Regions from separate parts of the Homo sapiens genome. Here region 1 is linked to region 2. Evidence: read pairs that join two places in POLR2A ChIA-PET (ENCODE). Cell type or tissue: A673. All regions are shown on one strand. Links, peaks and the distances in the headings refer to the core of each region. The heading gives the core; the rest is flanking DNA.

Region 1 (4,398 bases), core at 224-4,223, 470 kb before region 2:
ACTTGTGGCTGGGTGAAGACAGAGTTTTATAATGAAATTTTTATTCTTACCTTCATGGTACAGAGTCCCTCCTCCTTACCCCCGTAAAAATAGATGGGATGTTGTGATTTATGATGAGGCAATTCTGTAGAGACATTTTATGGAATACGTAATCCTAGGAGAGATTTTCCTGATGGCTAATATCCCAGACACAGAGCTCAGAAAACAATTATACCCAGCTAGTTGGTTCTGTTCACTCTACTATTGCATGAGTCCAATGTTTAGATTTTAAAACAAGGAAATTTCAACATTCTGTTTTCTAGCTGTAAGAGTAACTACTTTAAAAAAAAAAAAAAAGACAACCAAAAAAACCTATTTCTTAGAAAAAGTCTTGCTCTGTTGCCCAGGCTAGAGTACAGTGGCACGATCACAGCCTCAAACTCCTGGGCTCCAGCAATCCTCCCTCCTCAGCTAATTAAAACAATTTTTTTTGTTGTTGTTGAGGCAGGGTTCTCACTGTGTTGCCCAGGCTGGTCTTGAACTCCCGGCCTCAAATAGTCCTCCCGCCTCCACCTCCAAAAAGTGCTGAGATTACTGGTGTAAACCACCATGTCTGGCCTAAAAAAATTATTTCAAATGAAAAAACTACGCACTGCTCTTGTAGTGCCCTGCTTGCTAAACAGCAGATTTCATCATAAGCAAAATCATTTTGTACCCTAAATATTAGGACTTATTTACTGATGTAACAAATGGGACCAAGGAGAAGCTGGTCTTCCGTCTTAGGCTCAGAAAACAGTATCAAAACAGCAACTCTGTGGCTCAGAGTAATTTATAGCATCATTTTAAGCTAATGTAATTCTATTTAGTGTGGAAGAGGGGAAGAGCCCTGGGATGCTGATGTGCTGGGGGTCCCGAGGGACCTTGAGACTTTCTCTCGTATGGCTCTGAAGGGAGACATTAGAACTTACTGGAGGCTGGGCGTGGTGTGGCTCATGCCTGTAATCCCAGCACTTTGGGAGGCCGAGGCCAGTGGATCACTTGAAGTCAGGAGTTCGAGACCAGCCTGAGCAACATAGTGAAACCTCATCTCTATTAAAAATACAAAAGTTAGCCGGGCATGGTGGCAGGCACCTGTAATCCCAGCTACTTGGGAGGCTGGGGCAGGAGAATCGCTTGAATCCAAGAGGCAGAGGTTGCAGTGAGCCGAGATCACGCCATTGCACTCCAGCCTGGGCAGCAAGAGCAAAGCTCCATCTCAAAAAATTAAAAAAAAAATGTAGTGGAAAGAACATGGACTTTGGAGTCAGGATTAACCTAACTCAAGGACAAGGGAGCTGTTTTTGTAAAAAAAATTCTTGGCCGGATGCGGTGGCTCACGCCTGTAATCCTAGCACTTTGGGAGGCTGAGGCAGGCGGATCACCTGCGGTGGGGAGTTCGAGACCAGCCTGACCAACGTGGAGAAACCCCATCTCTACTAAAAATACAAAATTAGCCGGGCATGGTGGCGCATGCCTGTAATCCCAGCTACTCAGGAGGCTGAGGCAGGAGAATCGCTTGAACCCAGGAGGTGGAGGTTACGGTGAGCTGAGATCGCGCTCCAGCCTGGGCACCAAGAGCGAAACTCCATCTCAAAAAAAAAAAAAAAAGAAATTCTTAATTGCATTGCACTTACAGGCTGTGTGACTTTGAGGAAATAAGCTCTCTGATTAATTAATAAGATTCCCAATTTCTTTGTGGGTAAATTGGGAGCAAGGCTGTTGGGAGGAATGACTGAGATGATACCTCGGGGCAGTGCCTCTTTGATGGTAGCTGCCAATAAATGCTGGTCCACTTCCTGCATTCCTCCCTCCACTTCCTTGTTGCCATGTCACCTGCACACAAAACAGCTTTCAGACTCCATCTTGGCACAATATACATTTATATTTGAAAAATCAAACCCAAGAAAGGAAGAAGTCCAATGAAATTCTGAACATGTAAGAAAAGTCAGCTTTAGAGAAATTGGACATCCGTGTAATTTTCATTATGCCAAAGCAATTGATATAAAATTAGGATCTTTGCTTGTGACTCTTGAACTTTAGTAATTCCAAAATCCATTGTACCTATCACTGTTTTCTTTTATTTATTTTTTCCTGTAAATTCTGGATATTCTAGATCTATCCCTGAAGTATATTGCCAGTTTTCCATTTCAAATTTTAATTAGTTCTCAATACAATGTATTTAATATTTTGCTTTTTTTAAAAAAAGTAAAGGTTCATGTCATTTAGAATATGCAGCACTGTATAAATTTCCTTGTTAATTTGGTTTCAGTGGTCCAAATTAAGTTATTACTAATAGCTTATTAGTATCAGTTTACTAATATTTTAATTTTTTTAATCATGTCTTACATTGCATTCTTTTAAAAACTAGTGATATGCTGTCATTTGACAGTAAGAATTCAAATAATTTAAACTAGGATTGCAACTCTCAAGAACACTGTCACAAAAATTTTACCAAATGATATGTATTAGTCCATTCTCACACTGCTATAAAGAAATACCTGAGACTGGGTAATTTATAAAGAAAAGAAGTTTAATTGTCTCACACTTCCACGGACTGTACAGGTAGTATGATGCTGGCATTTGCTTGGAAGGCCTTCTGGAAGGCCTCAGGAAACTTACAATTATAGTAGAAGGGGAAGGGGAATCACATATATCTTACATGGCCAGAGCAGGAGCAAGAGAGAGGGAGGGCGTATTAGTCCATTTTCGCACTGCTGATAAAGACATACACGAGACGGGGAAGAAAAAGAGGTTTAATTGGACTTACAGTTCCACATGGCTGGGGAGGCCTCAAAATCATGGCGGGAGGTGAAAAGCACTTCTTACATGGCAGCAGCAAGAGAAAATCAGGAAGATGCAAAAGCGGAAACCCCTGATAAAACCATCTGATCTCATGAGACGTATTTACTACCATGAGAAGAGTATGGGGAAAACCACCCCCATGATTCAAATTATCTCCCACTGGGTCCCTCCTACAACACGTGGGAATTATGGGAGTACAATTCAAGATGAGATTTGGGTGGGGACACAGCCAAACCATATCAGAGGAGGAGGTGCATACTACATACTTTTAAAAACCAGATCTCAGGATAACTCACTCACTATCATGAGAACAGCACCAATGGGATGGCGCTAAGCCTTTCATGAAGGGCCACCCCCATGATCCTGTCACCTCCCACCAGGCCCCACCCCCAACACTGGGGATTACAATTGAACATGAGATTTGGTGGAGACACAGAACCAAACCATATCATGATACTCATTTTATTTATTGCATTTTACTTTATATCCTACAAAGTCAATATATTTAACTGAAAAACTGGCTACCAGTGTTTTTGTTTTTTTTTTTCAAGTTCTACCTGTACTGATTTCTAATTTTTAGCCATTCCTGATTTTAAAACCTCGCATACATTTTGGGGATAATTTGTTCTCCTAGATGGCGAGAAAATATTTAAGTCTGTGGGCTTGGAGAATGCTTTTTTGATAAGAAGGATGCCCTTGGCCAGACTGCATAGAAGCTGAGATGTTTCCGCAGAGCCGAGATGGCATGAAGGCTGAAGAATTTTCCTGCATCCCTCCCACTGCAGTGATTGTTCTGGCAAAGTTCCCAGGGTGGTCTCTGCACTGCTCATATTAGTGAAAGGGTGGTTCTGATTTCTGAGGAAGGCATGATAACACTTTGGCCTTAAATTTTCTTTTTGCAGAAAGTTTGATTATCATTAGAAGAATGGCCATCTTTTAAAGTGATTCATTGACTTGTCCCTGGAGAAATCATGAGTTAGATGAGAGTGTTTAGTGGGAAGTGAAAAGACCCGTCCACGGTTTCGGATGAGATCCTCGTTGGACTGTGATCCCAGGATATTACCCAGGCCCAGATCGTAGACAACCTCCCAATGGAGTCCTGCCCCTACACGGGCAGGGGGTGAAATAATGATTCCCTTTCTTAATTTTCTTTAGCCATGAAATTTATTAAAAATGTATGTCTGATTCTGAGTTGCCAGTCTTAATTGCTTGAGATTCTCTGGATTCAGAACTTATTTTTATTTTTTTTATTTTTATTTTTTGAGACAGAGTCTCGCTCTGTCATCCAGGCAGGAATGCAGTGGCGCAACTGCAGGCCCACTGCATCCTGAGCTCAAGCGATCCTCCTGCCCCAGCCCCCAGGTAGCTGGGACTACAGACATATGCCACCATGCCCAACTAATTTTTTTTTTTGAGGCAGAGTCTCGCTCCCTCCCCCAGGCTGGAGTGCAGTGGCATGAGCTCGGCTCACTGCAAGCTCCGCCTCCCGGGTTCACGCCATTCTCCTGCTTCAGCCTCCCGAGTATCTGGGACTAAAGGCGCCCGCCACCACGCCCGGCTAGTTTTTTTTTTTGTATT
Region 2 (4,398 bases), core at 254-4,253:
AAATTACAACATAAAATGTTACTTTAATACATTAAGTTGTATCTAATTTTTTTTTTTTTTTTTAGATTGAGTCTCACTCTGTTGCTCTGGCTGGAGTGCAGTGGTGTGATCTCAGCTCACTTCAACCTCTGCCTCCTGGGTTCAAGCAATTCTCTGCCTCAGTCTCTCAAGTAGTTGGGATTATAGGCACCCACCACACCTGGCTAATTTTTGTATTTTTAGTAGAGACGGGGTTTCACCATGTTGGCCAGGCTGGTCTTGAACTCCTGACTTCGTGATCCACCCGCCTCGGCCTCCCAAAGTGCTGGGATTACATGCGTGAGCCACCGCACCAGGCCTGTATCTAATTTTTTATATGGGGTCTTGCTATGTTGCCCAGGCTGGTCTTGAACTCCTGGGTTCAAGTGATCCTCCTGCCTCAGCCTCCTGAGTAGCTGGGACTAGAAGTGCATGCCACCTTGCCCAGCTAATTATATGCAATTGTCAGTTTGGTGAGCTCTACGAATGGATCATCAAGGGTCCAGCTTGTTTTGAAATACAAGGATTATTAAAAATTCAGTTTTATTTGAATATATTGATAATGGAGACAAAATGATGTTATTTCACTCACTTTGGGACTTCTGGATAAGCTAAGCTAAGCCAAGGAATGGCAGTTTCGTCTCCCAGAAGGTCCTGAACACCCTGGTGATGATTTGGCTCCTGACAGCGTACAATACTTACTGCTCAAAGGCTTCACTCTCGAGGCTGGGCAGCTTGGCAGCCTGAACTCTAAAGGGTTAGGGGAGAGGGGTCCCATCTGCACACAGGCTTAGAACCTCTGCTCCAGGATTTTGAATATGCTGCTTTCAGAGGAACTGACCATGAGACAGACAGACAGACAGGCAGACACACACACACACATACCCCTGCCCCTGCCCCTGCCCCTCATAATCTCCTTGCCCTGGTGCATGTGTGAACGAGCCAGTTTATACACCTTGCCTGATGCTTCTGGAAAGCTGGCAACAAATCTTCCTCATCATTTACTATTTTATCCCAGTGCCTTGTATATGGCCTAGGGTTTAGTATTTGTTAAGTAAATTAATAAGCAGATGCTCCGGGAGAAGAAGAGTGCTGAGTTCCAGTCAAGGCTCAGCCTCTTACCAGCTGGGTGACTGAGGGTAGAAGTTGAGTTTCTAGTTATCCTAGATTGACCTAAAAAATTCTCATCAATTTAACACCTGCTGTTTTGGAATAATTTTTCCATTTAAAAATACTACCTTGTGTTTCTTCATGCTAATAATTAATTTCTGAATAGTGCTTTATAATTCACAATAACCCGGAAGGGTAGAGAGCCAGAGAATAACGAGGATGGAGACAGACGTCATGTTAAGGATTTTGGTCCATATCTTAAAAGCAATGGGAAGCCACCCAAGAGGATTTTAAGCAGGATGACTTGATAAGATCTCTACAATGTAGAGACTGCGGAACTAATCAAGCTGGGGAGGAGGGGGTAACAAGCGGGCAAGTGAAGACCTGCTGGAAAGTGGTCTAGAGGAGACAACTGCTAGTGGTCTACAAAAGAGATGATGGACCCAGGTGGTACTGAGAAAGATGGAGGAAATTGACAGGATTCAAAAGATATTTAGAAGGTAAAAAATCAACAGACCTGGTTGAGTCAGATGAAGGAGAATGGAGCAGATCAAAGTGTCCAAGATGACTTCCTAGACTTCTTATTTGTATAACCGCATAGATCTTGGTGCCCTCCAACAGGAGGGAACACAGGGCAAATAATAATTTGGCGGGAAGAGCAAGAGGTTAGGTTCACACATGTTGGGTTTGAGATACTTTTGAGATAACCAAGTGGAGATGCAGAGTATATGTTGGTTACACTGGTCTGGAGCTTGGAAGTCCTGACTGTGAATTGTCTGCGTCTTCAGAAAAACCATGTCCTTAAATCACTACACTGTAGTTGAGAGAGGTTAAAATTATCAACAAATAAGAGTCAGGATTGAACTCTGGTCTTCTGGGCATACAGTTCATGTTGTCTCCACTCTACTACCTTGCCCTACAGAGCATTCCTAAAAGTTCTTACTGATCGCAGTCACAAAGGGCCGACAATCAAGACATGAAACTGAAGACCTATGTAAAATCCCTAACCATTTAACACTGTATATGAACTTAAAAAAAACCCAACTAAATAAAAAACAAGTCATTTGTCTTTTCTAAATTAGAATAGTGAGCTGAGAGGAACTGAAGAAAAGTAGCACAGGAGAGAGGAGGCAGTGCCTATAAATGGGTTTTCATGGAATGCCTTCTTTCTGTATATGTATGTGTACAAAGCTTTTACTTTTCTTAAGTAAATTCAGAGACTATAAGACATACTCATGTTGAAAAAATAAAAAACACTTCCTAGAGCCAAATACAAATGACCTTTCAGATTATTTAATGCTTTGGTTTTCATTGCCACTGTTTCCTCCTTGATAACAGGACATTGACCACCTAGCTGTCACTTGCTTTCAGTTTTCATCACAGAGCACATGTGGGCTGATCCGTAAGCAACTCACTCATCCTTTTAGAAGTGCAGAAGAATGGGGCACATACAATTATGTTGTATTTTGACAACCTAAGTTCCTCCTTCATTTTCAGTGTAAGAATAGGAGATCAAAACAGCTTGTGGAAATTGTTGATTCAGTTTTTAAAGATAATAGCTGTTCTAAGACACTAAACACCACTTACACTACCCATTTCAAGGGCACTAAAAGGGTCCTCTGAAGTCCTTGATTTTATTTAAGTGAAGCATAAATGAATATTGTAATTCAAAGGACAATCAGTAACAGCAGAGGCATTACCCACAAGTAAGATTGATTCTTTCAAGTAGTTTAGACCACTTACTAGGATGAAAAGCTGATTTTTCAATTACTATTATTAATAATTAATATTGGAGGGCCCATGAAGTAAACCTGAAGGCTGGTCATTTGAATTTTAATACATTTTAAAACTGTATTTTGAAGGTAGAAAATGCATCTTATTTAGTTGTGATAATGGAGTGGCATTTTTTTCTTAACATTTCCTTAGTCAACCTTCTTCCATAGTAATTAGAAAAGAGAGAGGCATAAACAGCACTTATTTTCATATTAAAAAGCACTGCATTTGTAAAATACTCCTGTTTTCAATTATATTTTCCCTATGTTTACACTTAAATTAGTTTTTAGTTTCCAAATGTAAGTTGGGGTCATAAGGAGGCAATTCAGGGACATCTTAGGTGTCAAACAGAAGTAGATCAGAGATTTATGGCTAATAACGAGTTCATATTAAAGTAATAATTCTAAAGGCATTATGCTACAATCAACCTGAAGGAAACTTACAGATGATTACACACGGCAAAATTAAAAAATTAATCTGGGCTTGGGACAGTGGCTCACCCCTGTAATCTCAGCACTTTGGGAGGCCAAGGCGGGCAGATCACTTGAGCCCCGGAGACCAGCCTGCGCAACATGACGAGACCCTGTCTCTATAAAAAGAAAATTAGCTGAATGTGGTGGCATGTGCCCATGGTCCCAGCTACCAGAAGGCTGAGGTGGGAGGATTGCTTGAGCCAGGGAGGCTGAGGCTGCTGTGAGCCATGGTCATGCCACTGCACTCTAGCCTGCATGAAAGAGTGAGACCCTGTCTCAAAACAACAACAACAAAAAACTGATCTGCTTCTAATAATCCACCAGAGTGGAGATTGCCTTTGTTTTTTATATACCATAAAATGATTAGTAAAATTAATCTGAAGAAAATATAATCACCTAAATGTGTAGTTCAGGGTATATAACACAGGTGAGTTTCAAATGTGTTTAACTCAAAGTCTTAATAATATGTTTCAATATTTTAGAGCAGAGCTTCTGAAACTTTTTGGTGTTGGGATCCCTTAATGGTCTTAAAAATTATTAAGAACATCAATTATATGTTTATATGGATTTTAACTACTGATAATTACCAAAATGGAGAAATTTTAGAAATATTTAATTCAATTAAAAACAATAAGGCCATTACATGTTAAAGTACAGAACATTTTTATGAAAAAATAATTGTATTTTCTAAAATAACAAAGTGGTGTCTTTTTATATTTTTGCAATTCTCTTTAACAGAAGACAACTGGATTTTGCATTTACTCCTCAATTAACTCTGTTTTGGTTGAGTAGTGAAGAAAATCCAGCCTCACCCACCTATGTAGTTGGAAAAAGGAGATATATTTGAATAGCCTTTTCAGGTAATTGTGGACAGTCCTCTTTTATATTATACCAACACTTGACAAGTCTACTTTCTTAAAAGTTGGTTGTGTAATATAAAACTACATAACTGAATTAACTTTTCCTACTCTATTATAGTAATATTCATTGGTCTATCCACTTTCAACGGATCATTTACCCACTC

The links. Peaks named below come from ENCODE experiments on the same cell type or tissue, not always from the same donor. Only the 100,000 strongest peaks of a DNase experiment are listed, where the experiment ranks them.
Region 1: POLR2A ChIA-PET joins it to region 2 with 9 read pairs; 2 of 35 experiments call an interaction of 5 or more read pairs at or near these places.

The regions. Positions count from the first base shown.
Region 1 is chr6:150,908,946-150,913,343 of GRCh38, forward strand. All of the region lies in intron 8 of MTHFD1L (methylenetetrahydrofolate dehydrogenase (NADP+ dependent) 1 like), which reads left to right. Among named protein-coding and RNA genes, the nearest start is that of MTHFD1L, 45 kb to the left of the region's middle. In A673, for the core only: no CTCF peak of the experiment used is centred there; no DNase peak of the experiment used is centred there.
Region 2 is chr6:151,382,882-151,387,279 of GRCh38, forward strand. The region is part of intron 1 of ZBTB2 (zinc finger and BTB domain containing 2); the gene reads right to left. Among named protein-coding and RNA genes, the nearest start is that of ZBTB2, 6.5 kb to the right of the region's middle. RefSeq lists an enhancer at 2,581-2,740. In A673, for the core only: no CTCF peak of the experiment used is centred there; no DNase peak of the experiment used is centred there; H3K27ac peaks cover 460 bases.